Linked DNA regions of Homo sapiens: all the other regions are linked to region 1. A link is a contact called in ENCODE Hi-C or POLR2A ChIA-PET data. All regions are on one chromosome and are shown on one strand. The core of a region is the stretch at or near the end of the contact, and the rest is flanking DNA. Distances in the headings are between cores, read along the strand shown. Region 1 holds the start of SLC2A11 (solute carrier family 2 member 11). Region 2 overlaps BCR (BCR activator of RhoGEF and GTPase). Region 3 has its middle 48 kb from the start of IGLL5.

Region 1 (2,700 bases), core at 4-2,503:
AAAACCAAGTCTGAGCAATAGAGCTACTACAGTGCCCATCACAGTGTCTGCTCAGGTGACTTCTTAAGGTCATGTCCAGCTCTATGTTTCTGTGACCACAAATAGCATCTTTGGCAAGTCTAGTTTCAGTTGGTCTTTGTCCAGCTCCTGGATTCCTCCATGCAGGGCCTGAGAAGCCCTGAGGGATAAAAGATTAATCCGGTTCAGTGGACTCTGTGGTTCCTCAACTCCAAGTGCCCCCAGCATAAGTCGGACCTGCCTCTCACGCAATGGATCCCCTGGCGGCAACCCGAGACCGGTTCTCCTACCCGCATTCCGCCAAGTCTCTCGCTCTGCCCAGGACGCACAGATGAGAGCGCTCCGAAGACTGGTGGGTCTATCTTTCGGTCTTTCCTAATTTTCCCGTCCTCTGGGGAAAGGTCGGGGATACCTGAACCAAAGTGTGTGTGTGTGGGGGGGGGGGGGTGTAGGTGGGGCGTGCATAGATGTGCACAACCAAGGGCTTGGCCCTCCGGAGAACGCCCAGGGGCAGTGGCCTCCGAGGTTCTGGCGGCCGGCAGTGGCGACCGGCGCAGGGAATCGCGCAGGGTTGCGGCTGAGGTCAGACCAGCGAGAGACAGAGACCCGCAGACATTTAGTCCAGAGACTGTAGCAAAGGAGGGGGACGAGGGGCCAGAGCCGGAATTTCGGGGGAGGACTTGGGAGCGCGGCGACCAGAGTCGCTTGCTGGCACTTGCGAGGGCGAATGCAGGGGCTTGGCCGAGATGACCTTGGACCAGAGCTCCCTTCCGGCCTGCAGAGATGAGCTTGGGGCTTAGCCGAGTAAGGAGTGAGCGGCTTTTCAGCCTCAGTGCTGCGGCAGAGGCGGATGGAGGATGAACTGGAGCCGTCCTTACGGCCTCGGACGCAGGTGAGCTCCCAGCGGCGGCGACAAACCCCGCGGCGGTGACCCCAAACCCCCCCCCCGCGGCGGCGACTCCCCCCCAACACGCTGGGGCGAACTCCCCAGCACCCCCAGCCCTTCTTAAAAACGCTGAGTCCGCGCATGCGCCTCAGGCGCCCTCCGCGACACTCTAGCGGCTCTGCGCTTCACTGCGCCTGAGCTTGAGTCTCAGGCCTTAGTCCCGGCCATCGTTTAGCGTTGCGCGAACCCTCAGCTGGTGCGGCCGCTCTCAATACCCACTGCGCTTGCGCTACAGCTTCGTCTCGACGGGTTTGCTCCTCTCAAACGCTCACTGCGCGTGCGCTAGCGCCTCTTTCACCACTGGGCGCTGCGCGCTGCCCTTCCCTCCGCGCACAGGCTGCCGGCTCACCGCTTGCTAATGGCAGCCGGGGTCTCCCTGGGACAGCAAGACCTCCGCTCAGGCCCCTCTTTCGAATGCTCCACGCCCTCCTGCGATCTAGAATGGTATGAATTCTCATACTTGCCCAGACCAGGCGTTTCAGATGAGGGATTGCGGACCTGAGTGAACTGCGCAGGTGCAGCCACCTGGGAGGCTTAACTAAGTCGTCAAATGTTCAAAAATATCGTGCTTGTATGTACAGTGGCGTTAGGTGCTAGGCTCAGATGTGCATAGGCAGGTGTTTACGCCCAGGGTCGGCCTGTGGGCCAGAGCAAGGTTGCTGGACCCTGGCATCCCAGCCCCCAGAGATGCTAAATCCTCTGCCGATCAGCCCTGACCTCAGAGGCAGTAAGCCCTCCGAGCGCTGCAATCCTGACTGCTCGCCCCCTCCCGAGACTGTTTCCCACCCCCGCCTCTTTCCTCCTCATGCTCCCTCAGCTCTGACCTGACGTCCTGCCTCACAGAGGGAAAGGGCGCAGCCAGAGGAGAGCGCCCGCACTGCACTGCCCACCGCTTCTAGGGGTTCCTTCCCAATCTGGACTGATTTCTTTAGGTATTTGCATGGCACATTCCCTCACCTCCTTTGTCTTGATTTGCACTTGTATTCCTTGACAGCCTTATTTAAAATAGCACCAACTAAGGTGGGAGGATCGCCCAGGAGTTCGAAGCTGCAGGGATCTAATAGGATCTCACCACTGCACTCCAGCGTGGGCGACGTAGCGAGACCTTGTCTCTAAAAAATAAAAATAAAATAAAATAAAATAAAATAGCACCACCTGGTCCAAACACTTCCTACGCCCCTTCACTGCTTTAAGTCTCTGTAGCACCAGCTGATGTACTATATATTTTGCTTGTTCATTTTGCGATTGCTTGTCTTTCTCTGCTGGAAGGAAAGCTCTGACAGCTCATGGATTTTGTCTGTTGTTCACTGCTGTATCCCAACACCTAGAACAGTAGGATTATTGACCATAATAGGGAGGCAATAAATCTTTGTTTGCTGAATTAATGGTCCCTATCGTAGCTAATGTCTGAATGCTTACCATGACCAGGCACGGTATAGGCAATCTCCATGCATGATCTCATTGAATTCAACGATTTCCTGTAGTCTTAGAGACCTGTCAATATCTCCTGCTACATGAGCTCAGCTGCCATCAAGCACTGTGTTCGCTGCTTCCTTCACATCTGCTGTCTTAAGGGAGCTCTCACTTCCATGCGGCCCCCGTGGAGCTGTAATTTGGCCTCAATGGGACCAGATGCCAGGTTTCTCACCTGGCTTCTTCCTAAGGCTTCCAGCCTTAGAGAAAGTTACTTAGGCCTTATTGGAACTATGGGCAGCCAGGGCCCCTGTCACCAACCT
Region 2 (2,700 bases), core at 138-2,637, 640 kb before region 1:
GCAAAGCCCTTAAGCCGACAGATGGCCCTGGTGGGGTGTGTCTTCCAACTGGGTAGGTGCTTCTCAAGGCTGAAAATTCCAGTGAGTCGGTGAAAGCTGAGCGTGCCCACCAAAGACACTTGAATGGGCGGCTGGCATTTTCAAGCTCTGTTCCTTATGTTAGACGATGTTGTTTTAGCACAAAGCCTCCCCCCGGATCCCAAGCCTCTCCCCACCATGGCTCCAGAGTCATCCCTATGTGGAACCCAGCGGGGCAGTCTGACCTTGTCCCTTTGGCTGTGACCCTGTCCCACCCTTGGCCTCTGTCCCTGGTTCTTGCCCAGGTCCACTATTGCATGGCCAGATTCATCCTCACAGGGACCTGACCGCTGTTCCCTTCTCACAAACCTCTGAGTTGCCCATGGGCTGAAGGTCAAGGTCACGCATCTCAGGCAGGCAGGTGTGCAGGACCCTCCACGCTCGTGGGCACTGGCGGTGCGGGAGCACAGCTCCCTCCTCTCTGCTAGCTCTGAGAGTCCCCCGCCACCCCTCTGTGTGCTTCCTGCACCCCCTCTCCTTGCCTAGAATGTCCCCCACAATGTCTCCACTTGCCCAGCTCTGTCCTCTGTGTCCAGCTTTGAGGCTACTTTCTGCAGTCACCACTATTATCCCACCCCATGTAGTTCTCTGTCCCCGACCTGCATGTAACCTGTTTCCCTCCTCCGGCCGCTCTCAGCCGCTCCTTCATGCCTCCTTCCTGGGCTCCCTTTGGTACTTGTGTGTGCACCGCCTTCTCGCCTCCAAGTCTGCAGTTCCTGGAGCATTGAGTCATCCTGTTACCATTGCTTCTGACTCGAAGGACACGGCCCCTTGGGGCTGGCTGGTGTCATGTGTGGCTGCACAGAGGGGAGGGGCTGTTCTGCCACCTGCCCTTTGAGGCTGTGTGGGCACGGTTCCCTCTAGAGCTCCATGTCTAGCAGAGCATGCGGGGGTCCTGCTGTGCCCCCACTCCCATAGTGCTTGAACCACTTCACCCCTTGCATGGGGACCAACAGGATCTACCTCCCTCTGTCGAATGTACTTCTGAAAGGAGGAAGGTTACACTGAAGTTTCACCTACCGTCCATGGGATTTTGACCCTGCTGTAGTGACAGCTGCATGTTTGGTTCTAGGGGAGGAGGGGTGAATGACTTATCTTGGAGAAGCCAGAGCCAGGTGTCAGGGAATGGCCTCTGTGTCTGCCACCTCCTGCTGCCTCTCTGCCTGGGTCATTTGGTTCAGTGGCTATAACTGTCTTGGAGCAGCATTTGCTTCCAGGTTGGGTTCAGGTATGAAGTGCTGAAAACATGGGAATCCCTGAGCCCAGCCCCACCCAGGCTTGGTCTGCTAGGGGAGGTGGAAGCAGGGCTTCTGAGGCCCTGAGGCTGCCTGGGGAGTGCGTTTCTTCTCCACCCACTTGCAAGCTCAGCTCACTTCCTCTTACTGTATACTTGGTGTTTCATTCACACTCCTTGCAGCATGCTTCTGGGATATGATGAAAATCAGCTGTGGGTGTTGATTTCGGAGCTGGGCAACGATCCTCTCTGGACCCGCATTCCCATCTGTAAGATGGGGGTAGTAACCTCCACCCTCACTGCTTCCTGGAATTGTTGATGCATCAGAGAGAGCAGCCAGTTTGCACTGTGGGCTTCCAGGGAGATTTATTTCATGCCATGGTTCCCCTTTTGGATAAGGGGCTAGATTTGCTTTCTTCATCAGATTGTCCCCGGGGACACACACAGGAGTTGCTCTCACGTCGTTGCCTCTTGGTATCTTTGAAGCCTGTCTGTTAGAACCCGCCTCTTTGATGGTAGGGCAGGATTTGGAGAGGTGATGGCCTCTTTGGGTTGAATTTCTCACTCTAATGGGCTCACAGTACCTTCTGATTACCTCCTGGTTCAGCTTCCTTGACAACAAACTAGAATTGCTTCAGATGCAATACTTCATTCTTCCTAGTGCATGAGTAATTCATATCCACTATTTGCTCCCTCTTTTACAAATTGGAGGATGGCGATGCAGATGGAAGATGACCTGCTCATGCATCAGGCCGAGACTTCAGGCTTCCGAGGCACATGTTTGAGGTTGAGACTCCCTAGGGAGAGTGGAGTCACCTTTGCTTTGCAGAGGAGCCATGGGGGACCATGTCTCAGCACCTCTGAAAGGTTTTCTGCCCCATCCAGTCTGCTGCTTCTCTCCCCTCCCTCCTTCACCCTGTTCCCCTTCATCAGGGGTGTAAATGATGGTCTTCCTGTCTTCCCATGCACCTCCCTTAGGACCAGAGCAGGTGGGAGATGTCTTCACAGGAGGGTTCCAGGATGATAGGTTTGGAGCAAAGGGCTGGGGGCTTCTGGGGAGCCCCATTCCTGCACCTCCATGCTGAATGAAGAGGCCACACGAGGATGCTCACACTGCTCAGTGCTTCTTAGAGAAAGCTGCTGGCTCTGATTAGGTCTGGTAGGGGGCAGGGTCCTTATTTCTCAGGACTCAAGACAGATCCTCAATCAATGGCAAGAGTCATTTTTGTTTTCCCGCCAGGCTCACTAGAGTTTCTGTCTCTTCCCACTTTTCTTTGTGGGACAGCTTTCGGGAGGGTGGGGTTGTCTTTGTTATGAGAAGTGACAGCCAGATGGACTCAGTGGCTCACACCTGTAATCCCAGCACTTTGCGGGGCCGAGGCAGGCAG
Region 3 (2,718 bases), core at 195-2,694, 920 kb before region 1:
TATCGTCCCGTACCATTTATAAAACACGTGGACACATGTTATCCACCTGAGCCACTCAGGGATTCTGTGAGGCCACAGCCAGAATCATGGTCCCATTTCACAGGTAGGAAAACTGAGGCCCAGAGCAGTTAGATCCCAAAAAGCCAGAGCCAGCTCTGTGGTGTCCTGACTTCCAGCCCAGGGCCTCCCATCTGACAAATGGAGAAACAGACCAGGAGAGAAAGGGATCTGCCCGAGCTCACATAGGCGCCCCTGTGTGGAGGGGCCCATGTAGAGGGGCCCATGTGGAGGGGACCTGTATGGAGGGTGGCATGTGGAGGGGCCCACGTGTGGAGGGGCCCATGTGTGGAGGGGCCCGTGTGGAGGGATCATGTGTGGAGGGGCCCGTGTGGAGGGATCATGTGTGGAGGGGCCCATGTGGAGGGGCCTGTGTGGAGAAATCATGTGTGGAGGGGCCCATGTGGAGGGGCCTGCGTGGAGGGGCCCGCGTGGAGGGATCATGTGTGAAGGGGCCCGCATGGAGGGGCCTGTCGGTAGGGTGCCAGGTAGAGGGGCCCATGTGGAGGGGATCTGTTGGAGGGTGCCTGTGTGGAGGGGGCCTGTGTGGAGGGGACCTGTGTGGAGGGGCCCGTGTGGAGGGCGCTGTGTGGTGGGACCCGTGTGGAGGAGCCTGCATGGAGAAGACCTGTATGGAGGGTGGCTGTGTGGACCACTGCCCTCTGCCAGAGACCAGATTGTTCACTTCCTCCACCATTCCACAGCTCCAGCCCCATTTCAGGGGTGCAGAAAAGAGGCCTGAAAGCAGCATGGATGAGAGTTAGGGCTACAGGCCCTGATGGCCATTCCTTCCCTGTGCCTTGGGAGATGCAAGGAAGGAGGGTGGCTGCAAAGGCCTGTGGGAGCCCAGAGCACTGTTCTTCCCAAAGGGGCATCTGCCCTGGGAGCCCAGACCTCAGTGTCAGACAGAGAAGGGGTCCCCCCACCATGCTCAGCCCTCATCAACCCTTGACCTTGAGCAATCTGCTTCTCTTCTGTAGCCCTCAGTTTCCTCATCTGCCCAAGGGGGTGATAAGAGTCCCTCCCCACAAGGTAGGTTTGCGGATTGAGATGATGCCTAAGCTGTGCCTGGCCTATGGGGACCCTCACCTACCCTCAGTCATTGCTCTTGCCTGGGCCTGCGGGTGACACTGTGTGAACCTGGGCAAATGCCTTTGCCTTCCTGGGCCCAGCCTTCCCTCTGGTCAAGGAGGAACTGGGTCAGGGACCCCGAGTGCCAGCCATTCAGGAAACCAGCAGATTCCTGGGTGAAGGGGTTGGCCAGGGAGGCCTGAGATGGGAGTAGGGTGGGGGCCAGGCCAAGGGATGGGGTTGGGGGATGCGCTTTCCCAGCTCTGGTGGCCCTGCCTGCAGCTGGCCACCCCTGGAAATCCCCAGGCTAAATTTAACCCCAAGTTGGCTGAAACCAGAACTCAGAGTGACAAAAGGAGAAAAATAAGAGGAAGAGAAACTGAGCTCATGGCCACCCGGGCATGGGATGAGTGACAAACAGGCCCAGGTGTGGCCCAGGAGGAGCATGGGGCAGTTTCAGGGCTGCTGCTGGATGTTTGTGCAGCTCACAGGTGGGGGCAGTAGAGCCTGCGCCCCACCCCACCCCCTCCTAGTCCAGCCCCTGGGCCTGATGCTGCCCCCTGGCTGCCTCCCCACACCCTGAGCTCCATCCTGGGTCCCAGGGTCCACCAGAAGGCATCTCAGAACCAGCCAGCAGTGGCCCTGATTGTCAGCAGGACCCCAGGGAGGGGGGTGGCCAGGACAGGGCTCTGAAGCCCCCACCCCAGGACCTTCCCTGGGCAGAACGAGTTGGTGAGGGAGTGATGAGCAACCACAGGCCTCCTAACTTCCCAAGCTGGCGATTCTGAGAGGCCTCAAGGCTGAGACACGGTTCAGCCTTTTAGGCCCTCCTGAACGTGTCCCCTGTCTCCACAGCCTGGGAATGCACTCTCTTTTGACCCAGAAATCCTGCTCATAAGAATTTATCATGGAGATGCCAGAGAGCCAGTGCATGTGGATGTTAGCCAGGGAGCTAACAGCAAAACGTGACAGAAAAGAGCCCGAGAGCAGATGCCAGCCTCACATCCACATCCCCAGATGGCCTTGGAGAAGGGCCATAGACAGATGTTCACAACAGGGCAAGAAGAAGTGAGGAAAGAAGTTCCCATCTTTGTGATAAGCCCATGATTTCATGCAGAAAAAGATCTGGAAGGCGCCATACCAACGCGCTAACAGGGCCTCTTGGGCAGTGCAGGATCAGAGACTTGCTTTGTATTCTTATTTAATTTTTCCTGTTTTCAGATTTTATAATCGGAGAACAAAACATTAAGCCAATTTAAGATGTAAGATCCTATAAAAATGCTGTATTCGATGATGCGAATGGCATCTGAAAAGCCTTGAACATATTATCCCAAAGAGGCCACCAGATAAGACGTGACCTGTGTGTGCATGAATCCCTGCATTTTTATCCATACCTAGATGCACATCCGTATCCACATCTATTCCCCGGGGCTACCGGTTGCGGGGGTAAACTGTAGGTAATATTGGTTTTCATTTTGTACATCTAACTTTTTTCATTTTTTGACAATCATTATACATTTATTATTATGAAAAATAGAAGGTTTTGTCACTTAAATCAACATGTTTATTCCAATTCACTTAACATTCAGC

Evidence for each region. Hi-C counts contacts between places; a loop is a spot of excess contacts on that map. ChIA-PET counts read pairs that join two places held with the same protein, here RNA polymerase II (POLR2A). Pooled maps may share reads with other maps.
Region 2: a pooled map shows a loop between it and region 1 (6-fold over the local background). The contact joins the enhancer-like site here to the promoter of SLC2A11 in region 1. A Hi-C loop is called at or near these places in 2 of 50 pooled maps. POLR2A ChIA-PET finds 5 or more read pairs at or near these places in 2 of 52 experiments (activated B cell and activated CD8-positive, alpha-beta memory T cell).
Region 3: a loop to region 1 is called in a pooled map, with 4 times the contacts of the local background. The contact joins the enhancer-like site here to the promoter of SLC2A11 in region 1. A Hi-C loop is called at or near these places in 2 of 37 single-sample maps with no recorded cell type and 4 of 50 pooled maps.

Annotation. Positions count from the first base shown.
Region 1 is chr22:23,856,622-23,859,321 of GRCh38, forward strand. It overlaps SLC2A11 (solute carrier family 2 member 11), which reads left to right and starts at 1,254. Exons shown (of 12, transcript NM_001024939.4): 1 at 1,254-1,408. The coding sequence starts at 1,379.
Region 2 is chr22:23,219,169-23,221,868 of GRCh38, forward strand. All of the region lies in intron 1 of BCR (BCR activator of RhoGEF and GTPase), which reads left to right. Among named protein-coding and RNA genes, the nearest start is that of BCR, 40 kb to the left of the region's middle. RefSeq lists enhancers at 1,127-1,206, 1,294-1,588 and a silencer at 2,669-2,700. Within about 2 kb of position 1,388, at least 16 of the 41 ENCODE cell types and tissues checked have a DNase peak (open chromatin) inside an H3K27ac peak, as active enhancers do.
Region 3 is chr22:22,934,252-22,936,969 of GRCh38, forward strand. No RefSeq gene overlaps it. Among named protein-coding and RNA genes, the nearest start is that of IGLL5, 48 kb to the left of the region's middle. RefSeq lists a silencer at 1-36 and an enhancer at 1,207-1,586. Within about 2 kb of position 1,445, at least 4 of the 41 ENCODE cell types and tissues checked have a DNase peak (open chromatin) inside an H3K27ac peak, as active enhancers do.